Linked DNA regions of Homo sapiens: region 1 is linked to region 2. Evidence: read pairs that join two places in POLR2A ChIA-PET (ENCODE). Cell type or tissue: HepG2. All regions are shown on one strand.

Region 1 (5,000 bases), 65 kb after region 2:
CCTGTGATCCACTTGCCTCCACACCCAGCCCAAGACAAGATTCTTAAATATTAACATCCTTTGCTGAACAGGCCACAGATGTTTGCCAAGTTCCTGTCTAGCCCTAGAAGCAAGACTGAAATTGTTGCCCTTTTAAGTTTTCAATCATAATAGCTGCGTGTTCTGACCGTGAAAGTAACTGCTTGAGAATCCAGAAAAGGGAAGTTACACTTCCTCCCACGTGATTGGGGCTGAAGTGGGGTGTTTATAATTGGGTGAAAGTGTCCAGGAAATCTGGAATAAAGGGAAATATCTGATTTTGTGACAGCTTTGGGCTGACCCCAAGGAAGCAAGAAGTATTTTGGTGAGGTTCCCAGGCAGTGAGAAAATGACCTAAGGGCGCTGGACACCCTCAACCTCACCATCTACCAGTTCCTAGGAGTGAGGCAGTTCCTGCCACCCTTTCCTGTAGTGCTTGGGTACTACCCTAAATAGTTATGGGGGAAGTGTTCATCTGTCATCCAGCTGACTGCCACCTCATGGTTTTGGGTCAGCCACCCTTGCTCAAAGTAAGTTGGGGCCAGTGATAACATCTGCTCAGCTAAGCCTGGCCTGTCAGCCCTGGGGCAGTTCTCCAGCAGCATTCTGGTCAGCACAACCTCATCTTCCTTCACCTGGTCCCAAGAAGTCTTCCGGGTGATACCAGGGTGAAGTGAGAAAAGGTCCCGAACACTTCCCTAGGATCCCTGTGAAGGTGGCCAAGTATATACCCCAAGCCAGTGCTGGGCGTAGGTCCAGTGTGCTCTGGCAGTGATGGAACCCTAGGAAATTGTGGAGGAAGGGTAGGCTCAGAGCAAGGGAAGCTGGGGTGGGGCACAGGGCAATGCAGTGCCCCTGGTTCAGGTGGAGGACAGACCTGTTTTCCAAGGCCCAATAAGGATCCATGTGATCTTTGAGTGTAGTGTGTATGTTGGTTGGTGATTGTTCCAAAGGTTCTTTGAGGTGATTTTCGGGGATCTCTGGCATATCCGTCAGGTTAAACTCCACAGTTTTCCTCCTCACTTGAGATACTTCTGGGTGCTCCATCAAGGCCCCATCGCTCTCTGAGAGCAATTCAAAACTTTTCTTGGCCCCAGAACTCACAGTCTTTAAGCTTTTGTCTTTGGTGTCTATGCCTGTGACACTGTGAAGCTTTGACGGCGCTGATGGTTCTAGGGGGAAGAACATGGGAGTGGGGCTGAGGGGCGTCTGTGGGGCACTGTAGTAGCCTGGCCTCTGATACAGTGGGGCAGACTTGAAGGCGTCCACAGCCTTAAGCTTCCAGGCCTTGTTGTCTTCCTGGCCCCTAACGTTCTGTTTGGCTGCCTTGTGGTTTTTGGGCAGGCCCTCGTGGAGAAGGGATTCCCTCTTGGGCCACAGTAGTTTGGTCCTTGAGTTTGCCCTGGGAGGATGGTGATCATGGGACTGCAGGCCTAGGAAGCGGCCAATGATGCCAGCGTGAGCATCCTCCTCGTCCTCCTGATTGGGCTGGAACTCCATCTCCTCTTTGTTCAGGCTGGAAAGAAACAGGAGATGCAGGGCTGAGCCAGTGGACAAAGGACCAACACCTGGCCTTACTTCTCCCTTACCCCCGCTCCTCTCTCTCAGTTGGCCCAAGCCAAGGCCACACCGTCTTCCTCACCATGCCCCAGCTCTCACCTCTCTCCTGATCTGTCCTGTACCTCCCGGTGATCCCTCCAGGCCCAGCTCACCTCACTGTTTGTTGATTCCCTCTTGACCAGAGTTAACATCCAACCCCCGCAACCACCCCGCCTGGCGTGTAAAGGCCTCCTCATCATTCACTTCCCCTGTAAAACCCCTCACTCCAGGCAGTCAGAAACACTGGTGCCCTGGCATGAGTGGTTCAGATGAGGCCCATGAGTGACTCTGGGCAATGCCAGGAATTTGTGGTTCCAACTGGGAGTGACATCCACAAAGAGAAATTTGACTTCCTAGCAACAGGCATCCCGGGAGCCCCAGACCTTTACCCTGCAAGGGAAAGCTTATCTACCAGAGAGTATGGCCTGCCCTTGCCCAAGTTCAGATTCTTCCCATGTTCCATGGCTCAGCTCCAGACCCAGCTGGAAGCCGCCTCCCAGGCAGACAAAGATGACTGTGTTCCATGTTCTGTCCCTTTTCTGGACATCCAGTACTTTGTACCTTGTATCCAGAGTTTGAGGCTTGGGTTTGAGCTCCCTCCATAAATTGTGCATTCCTTGGAGACAAGGTCTATGCTTTATCGTTCTGTTTTCAGCCCTCCCCACCCCTCAACAACCTTCAGCTGCTGGGGTACAGACCATGTAGGGCTCAAAGTCATCCTCCAGAAATGTTTCTGACCTAAGCAAGCCTCCAGCCTTCATTTGATCACCTTCCCAACCCTTCCTCACACTATCTATAGACTGTAGTTAAACTCGATTGCAGTCTAGTAGGATATTTGGTTCTTAAAAGAACAAGCAGCCAGGCACAGTGGCTCACACATGTAATCCCAGCACTTTGGGAGGCTGAGGAGGGTGGATCACCTGAGGTCAGGAGTTCGAGACCAGCCTGGCCAACATGGTGAAACTGTCTCTACTAAAAATACAAAAATTAGCCGGGCTTGGTGGCTGGCACCTATAATCCCAGCTACTCAGGAGGCTGAGGCAGGAGAATTGCTTGAATCTGGGAGGCGGAGGTTGCAGTGAGCCGAGATTATGCCACTGCACTCCAGCTCTGGGCAACAAGAGTGAAACTCCGTTTAAAAAAAAAAAAAGAAAAGAACAAGCGAGAACAGCACTGGATACCGTGGAAGAAACCCTTGAGTATGAACCCTGACATGTGCCCAACACTCTCCAAGGCACTTTCAACTCTGTTGTCCTGGGGAGAAAGGACCAGCTGGGATAGCCCTTCAGCCCACTGCAGCTCAAGAGGGATTCAGATGGAATCAGGGAAGTGGGACCATGTGGGGATAAGTCTGGCTGCTGTGGGTGGCCTGAGCCCTTTACTCGGTAGGACAAAGTCAATTCAGGAGGTACCTGTGATGGCCTGGCTGCCTGCTGGGACTTTGCTGCCCCTCCCCCATCCCAGGGAACCCCACTTCCACTTCCCATCCAAGCATCGTAGCTTATCAGAAAACATAGTTTTGACACCTATAATTCCAGCATTTTGGGAGGCCAAAGCGGGCAGATTACTGGTCAGGAGTTGGAGACCAGCCTGGCCAACATGGTGAAACCTCATCTCTACTAAAAGTACAAAAATTAGCCAGTTGTGGTTGTGGGCACCTGTAATCCCAGCTACTGGGGAGGCTGAAGCAGGAGAATCACTTGAACCCAGGAGGCGGAGGTTGCAGTGAGCCAAGATCACGCCACTGCGCTCCAACCTGGGCGACAGAGCGAGATACTGTCTCAAAAAGAAAAGAAAACATAGTTCTGGATGACAAGAGCCAGGTCCTAACGTTCCACTGCATCACTGATCACAGGCTGTCCTTCGAGTAGCAAATGCACCATTTGGTAGCTATGTGGCCTTGGACAACTTACTCTCTCTGAACCTGTACTTTAATTATCTGAAAACTTGGGATAACAAACCAGAATTATTGGGAGGAAAAAAATAGTTAATGTTTATAAAGAGCATAGTACAGTGCCTGACACTTACTGAAGCAACCTGTATGCATTAACTAGTGCTATTCTAAGTTCCTAGGCAGACCCCTGCACTAGGAGGGGCTTCCCACCCAGCCCCCTGGCTCTGGCCACACCTGATGTTGAAGGTGGAGCCCATAAAGGAGGCTCGACGGAACTGGGCGGAAGCAGCTGTGTAGGGGGGCTGTGGCTCGGGCTTATTCCAGTACATGTCCGGCTCCATCCGAGGCAGGTCCTGGTGCATCTCATCCACAGCCAACAGGGACACCTGGTCACCAGGGACAGAAGAAGTCCCACAGAAAGATCATCCCAGGCAGGACCTTGTATGTGCCTGATGACTTGGAGGAATCTCTCCCTCTCTCTGGACCTCAGTTTCCCTGCCTGTGAAATGGGGAGATGGGTGCCTGCCTGCAGCCTCAAAGATTGAGGTGAGAATCCTGTGAGTGAATGACTGGCTGCAGGAGGGAGGAGGGGAAGGGTTGATCATTCACTGTGAGGCCTCCCTACAGAACAGTGGGGTCCTCTCTTTGGGTCCACTTTGGGGAAGGTCCATGGTATGGTTTCTCTCCCTCTCCCCATACCTGCAAATTCCTGTCGACAATCCAGTTGGTCTCAAAATCATCATCATCCTCTCCAAAGGGGTTGATGAGCTGCTCTGCCACCTTGGGGACAGGTGAGGCTCTGTAAACCCTCAGGCAGAACTCCTCAAAGCCAGCTTCCCCCTTTAAACCTCAGCTGCTGCTATTTCCACACCCCATGACGCCCTTCCTGCCTGACCACTGTCTTCAAAGGCAGAGTTTAGGGCTCCAGCCCCCCACACTTGTGGGCACCCACACACTTCTGGACACAGCCCCTCTAACTCTTCTGAGCCAGTCCTTCCCTGAACACCCACAGCTGTCCCTGAGTGTATCACTCGGCTGAGTCACTGCCTTTATCTCACCTCATGTATCTTACCTGGAGTTGCATAATTTTATTCATTCATGCAACAGAGATATATACTGAAGCTGGGCTGAACTAAAGGGCAGTCTAGGTGGGCAGATTCCTGGATAGCAACCTCTAAAATGCCCTAACAAAGCCCCGAAGAGGTGACACGCGTCTGCCTTAGGGGTCCAGGGGACATCTTGCAGGCCACTGGGGCACCCCGGAGAATTTCAAGCATAAAAGTGTGATTTGTTTTGATCTGCAGAAACCAAAGATAACTGGGGGGGCAGGGGGAATTTAGAGGAATAGGAATGCGTGTGTGTGTGTGTGTATGTGTGTGTGTGTGTGTGTGTGTGTGTGTGTGTCACAGTGACAGGAAGGGCAGAGACAGAGACTTACACCCCCATTACCAAAAAATAAAGGAAGGTAGGAAGGGAGAGAGAGTGGGTG
Region 2 (5,000 bases):
TGAGAGACTGGTTCAGGCCATGATGGGAAGTGGGGGTCCGACATGCCTCATATAAAATCAACACAGACCTGATAAGAAGCATTTATAATCTATTCTCTCTGAAACCTGCTACCTGAAGACTTCCTCTGCACAATAAGAACTTTGGTCTCCACAGCCTTTTTCTCCACAAAGGAAACCCAGACATTTCCTTTCTATTGATCCTAGGTTGTTTTTTGTTTGTTTGTTTGTTTTTTGTTTTTCTTGAGACGGAGTCTAGCTCTGTTGCCCAGGCTAGAGTACAGTGGGGCGATCTCGGCTCACTGCAACCTCTGCCTCCCAGGTTCAAGTGATTCTCCCGCCTCAGCCTCCCGACTAGCTGGGACTACAGGCATGCACCACTACGCCTGGCTAATTTTGTATTTTTCGTAGAGACAAGTTTCACCATGTTGGCCAGGATGGTCTGGAACTCCTGACAGGTGACCCACCCGCCTCAGCCTCCCAAAGTGCTGGGATTACAGGTGTGAGCCACCACGCCTCGCCTGGACCCCTTGCTTCCAAAAGTGTTCCTGCCTCTTTTAGATTCCAATCATGTCTGATCCTGTTCTGGTCTTCTTGGTTCAGAGGGGAGGAATTATTGGTTTGGGTATTGGTGTTGTTCGAGGTTAAGTCTTCTATCGTGCATGCCCAGGCTCCATGACTTACAGTTTTGGGCTCTATTATACCTAAAAAGTAACTCAACATTTTGCTATCAACAGAGTAGACCCAGTTTGGGCTGCTCCTGTCATTACAATATCTGAAGGGTTTCTCTAGAGAGCAGAACCCAAACAATGCGACAATTGCTACTTACCCTGTAACTGGCATTTGCAGCTCCAACTGGGCTACCCCTTGCACCTTCTCGGTTACCTGAGAAGCAAGTTATATTTTCTCCTTTAAATCCAATCCTATCTTTGTCATACGGAACAGTCAGCCTTGATGGTGTTTTGGAGTCAAGGAAAGCTGGAGAACGAGGAATGACAGCTCCAAGGAGAGGGACCCTCCCGGTTCTGCTGGAATTCCAGCTGCAGCTCCCAGCCCCTGCCATCCTAACCCTGGAGCTACTGCACTGGACAACAGTTTCCCCAGAAGCTGGACACCTCATGGGGAACTACAGAAGTGGGTTCTCTTGGGGTCCTCTCAGATTAGCACCAGGTGAATGGCAAATCCGGGAGGAGCAATGCCAAGGCCCCATACTGTTGAGTCTGAAGGCCCTTGGGCCCCAATTGTGCCCTCAGCAAAGCCATATTGAGGCAGAAGAACAGGGAGGGTAAACCAAGAGTTAAGATAGAAGCAAAAGAACAGCAGGTGCAGCCAGTTCTAGGCAAGATTAGGCAGCACACAGGCCACACCTCACCCCTGTGATGGCAAGACAGAAGTTTTTACTTCAGCCTCTGATTGACTGCAGGCTGAGGCTCCACTTCAGCCTCTGACTGGTCACAGGCCAATCCTTCATAGGGTGTAACAAATTGGAGGCCTCTAAAGGGCACCTAGCGGTGTTTCCAAATTCCTTTAGCCTAATAAAAATCCTTAAATGAGAGAGGTGGGGTGGCTCTTGAGCCACTTGCTCAAGCCTGCTCCTACTCTGTGGAATGTACTTTTGCTTCGATAAATCTGTGCTTTCATTACTCCGTTCTCGTGTTGCTTTGTTTGTCTTTCGTTGTTTCATTCTTTTGTTGCTTTGTGCATTTTGTTCAATTCTTTGCTCAACATGCCAAGAACCTGGACAACTCACAGTCAAGACCTTCCATCCAGTAACAGTTTTGCTTTGGGAACCACAGGAGATGAGGGCCAATAGGCCTGTGCCTTGGCAGATGATTCTTACTTATAACTTGGCCCAGTAAAATGGCCAGAACAAGGGCTCTGTCACTGGCCTTCACTGAAGGAATAAGGTTTTGTTTAATAAATCTACTGAATGCATCCTATCAGCAAGACACAAAAGCAAGGCTACTCAATCTTGGCCTGGTCAGGACCACCTTGGGGAGCTTAAAAAATACTGTTGCCTGAGCCCAACCCTCAGAGGTTCTTTTTATTATTATTATTATTTTTGAGATGGAGTCTAGCTCTGTCTTCCAGGCTAGAAGGCAGTGGTGCTATCTCGGCTCACTGCAAATTCTGCCTCCCGGGTTCAAGAGATTCTCCTGACTCAGCCTCCTGAGTAGTTGGGATTACAGGTATGCACCACCACATCTGATTAATTTTTATATTTTTAGTAGAGATGAGTTTTTGCCATGTTGCCCAGGCTGGTCTTGAACTCCTGACCTCAAATGATCCACCTGCCTCGGCCTCCCAAAGTGCTGGGATTACAGGCGTGAGACATCGCGTCTAGCATTTTTTTGTGTGTGTGTGCCCAGAGGTTCTAATTTAATCAGTCTGAGTGCAGCCAAGTACTGGGATTTTTTAAAAGCTCTCCAGGTGAGTCTAACATGCTAGCCACTGCTGGCTCTAAAGACTCAAATAAGAAGACTAAGTCCTCCGTGAGCAAGGTGGGGGCTGTCACAGAGGGAGATCTTTAAAAAGAGGTAAGGAAGTCCCAGGCACCGTAGAAGTGATGATCTCACTGGGGAAGGTCATGGACATTCTGCTGCTTCCTGTAGGCAAGAGCCATCGTCATTGCTTGATCTGTGCACACACAATGAGGTGGAGACCCTGCCTTACGGACCGAAAACGTGGTTTTGTGTTACATAAAATAGTTCCGCAAACGGCCGCTTTTCTGCCAGGCATGGTGTCTGTGCTTCTTGCTTTGGCTTATCTTGTAACTATTGACAGGGGTGTGGTCAAAACAAACCTCCCACATCCCGTACGTGTCTGCTGACTGCAGCTTTCCTGATGTAATAACAAAGCTGTCAGATGCGTTTCTTCACACCATGAAGTCTGCAGTCCCTACTGTTTTGAAATCCATGTGCATTAAGACACTGACTCACTTCCCTTTAGCCTACTGAGTTCTGTTGCTTTCTGGACCAACAAACCCTGTGGGCACCTCCCCGTCCAGAGCTCACTGAAACTGTCAGACTTACCTGCAAGGGCCTGGGATTCTAAATTTCACTCTGTCACTCTTGGAGGTGAGGGGAAAGCTGTATGGGCATTGAGGTGACATTTCTGGGCTTTGATGTCTCCATAGGAAAGGACATATAAATACAAAATGTGGTTAACCCTAATTAACCCCTAATTCAGACCGTTGGGGACAGAACCAAGGTCTATTAATTTTTTCTAAAAAAGGAAGGAAATTAGAAAAGAATGTTTCTCTCGATTGTGTAGAAGAGTTGGACGAGGTGAACATTCCGCTGGGTGGCTCTGTCACAAACTAGCTTTTGTTCAATCATTCAAGACATATCGACTGCCAAACACTGCTCTAGGCTCCTGAAAAAATGATCATGGCAAGACAGTTACAGACCATGCCTCTTCATGGAACTTACCAAGATGTGTGCTTGGGGAAACACACTGACTGTCTTTGGACTACTTGTTTCTTAATTAATTAGTAATAGCTGACACTTAGGGAGCACTTACCACATACCAGTTTCTGTGCGAAACCCTCACTTTGCACTCCTTTTAAAAATAGCTATTTTCTGGCCAGACATGGTGGCTCACGCCTGTAATCCCAGCACTTTATGAGGCTGAGGTGGGTGGATCACCTGAGGTCAGGAGTTCGAGACCAGCCTGGCCAACATGGTGATACCCCGTCTCTATTAAAAATACAACATGCCATGTTCCATGGCAACATGGAAAAATACAAAAATTATGGCCAGGCGCGGTGGCTCACGCCTGTAATCCCAGCACTTTGGGAGGCCGAGGTGGGTGGATCACCTGAGGTCGGGAGTTCGAGACCAGCCTGGCCAACATGGCAAAACCCTGTCTCTACTAAAAATACAAAAATTATGGCCGGGCTTGGTGGCTCACACCTGTAATCCCAGCACTTTGGGAGGCCGAGGCAGGTGGATCACCTGAGGTCAGGAGTTCAAGACCGGCCTGGACAACGTGGTGATATCCCGTCTCTATTAAAATTACAAAAAATTAGCTGGATGTGATGATGGGCACCTATAATCCCAGCTACTGGGGAGGCTGAGGCAGGAGAATCGCTTGAACCTGAAAGGCAGTTGTTGTGTGAGCCGAGAGTGCGCCATTGCACTCCAGCCTGGGTGACAAGAGTGAAACTCCATCTCAAAAAAAATAAAAATAAAAATAAAAATAATAAAAATACAAAAATTAGCCAGGTGTGGTGACACATGCCCATAATCCCAGCTACTCAGGAGGCTGAGACAAGAGAATCACTTGAACCCAGGAGGCAGAGGTTGCAGTGAACCGAGATCACACCACTGCACTCCAGCCTTCGCGACAGAGTGAGACCCTGTCTAAAAAAAAAGCTATTTAAGCTATTTTCTTTTATCACAATTCCTATTCCCTTCTCCCCTACAAACAACCATCCTAATGCTTTTAATGTTCATCTTTGCCTGTTTTCTTGGAATTTCAGGTTATTTTCTTTTTTATACGATTCTAAAAGCCATTTTTATTTGATTTTTTAATATATCATATACATTTTCACAGCAAGAATTAGAGGTTGAGTCAGACGTGATTGGAAGATCTCATTCCAGTCTTTTGCACTTACTAAGATCACTTTTTTTTTCTCAACTTTTAAGTTCCAGGGTACATGTGCAGTGCCATGGTGGTTTGCTGCACAGATCAACCCATTCCCTAGGTATTAAGCCCGGCATCTATTAGCTATTCTTCCTGATGTTCTCCTTCCCCCTCTAACCTTCCTACAGACCCCAGTGTGTGTTGTTCCCCTCTTGTGTCCATGTGTTCTCATCACTCAGCTCCCACTTATAAGTGAGAACAATCAGCGTTTGGTTTTCTGTTCCTGTATTAGTTTGCTGAGGATAATGGCTTCCAGCTCCATTCACGTCCCTGCAAAGGACATGACCTCATTCCTTTCTATGGCTGCATAGTATTCCACGGTGTATATATACCACATTTTCTTTATCAGTCTATCA

What was found. Peaks named below come from ENCODE experiments on the same cell type or tissue, not always from the same donor. Only the 100,000 strongest peaks of a DNase experiment are listed, where the experiment ranks them.
Region 1: POLR2A ChIA-PET joins it to region 2 with 13 read pairs; 30 of 35 experiments call an interaction of 5 or more read pairs at or near these places.

What each region holds. Positions count from the first base shown.
Region 1 is chr11:61,958,789-61,963,788 of GRCh38, reverse strand. It overlaps BEST1 (bestrophin 1), which reads right to left. Exons shown (of 11, transcript NM_004183.4): 8 at 4,211-4,291; 9 at 3,746-3,897; 10 at 896-1,534. LOC107984334 (a long non-coding RNA gene) reads left to right here and starts at 3,897. Exons shown (of 2, transcript XR_001748245.2): 1 at 3,897-4,057. In HepG2, no CTCF peak of the experiment used is centred here; a DNase peak (open chromatin) is centred at 2,078.
Region 2 is chr11:62,023,523-62,028,522 of GRCh38, reverse strand. No RefSeq gene overlaps it. Among named protein-coding and RNA genes, the nearest start is that of LINC02733, 56 kb to the left of the region's middle. RefSeq lists an enhancer at 2,836-2,935. In HepG2, a CTCF peak has its summit at 3,300; a DNase peak (open chromatin) is centred at 2,822; H3K4me3 peaks cover 1,297 bases.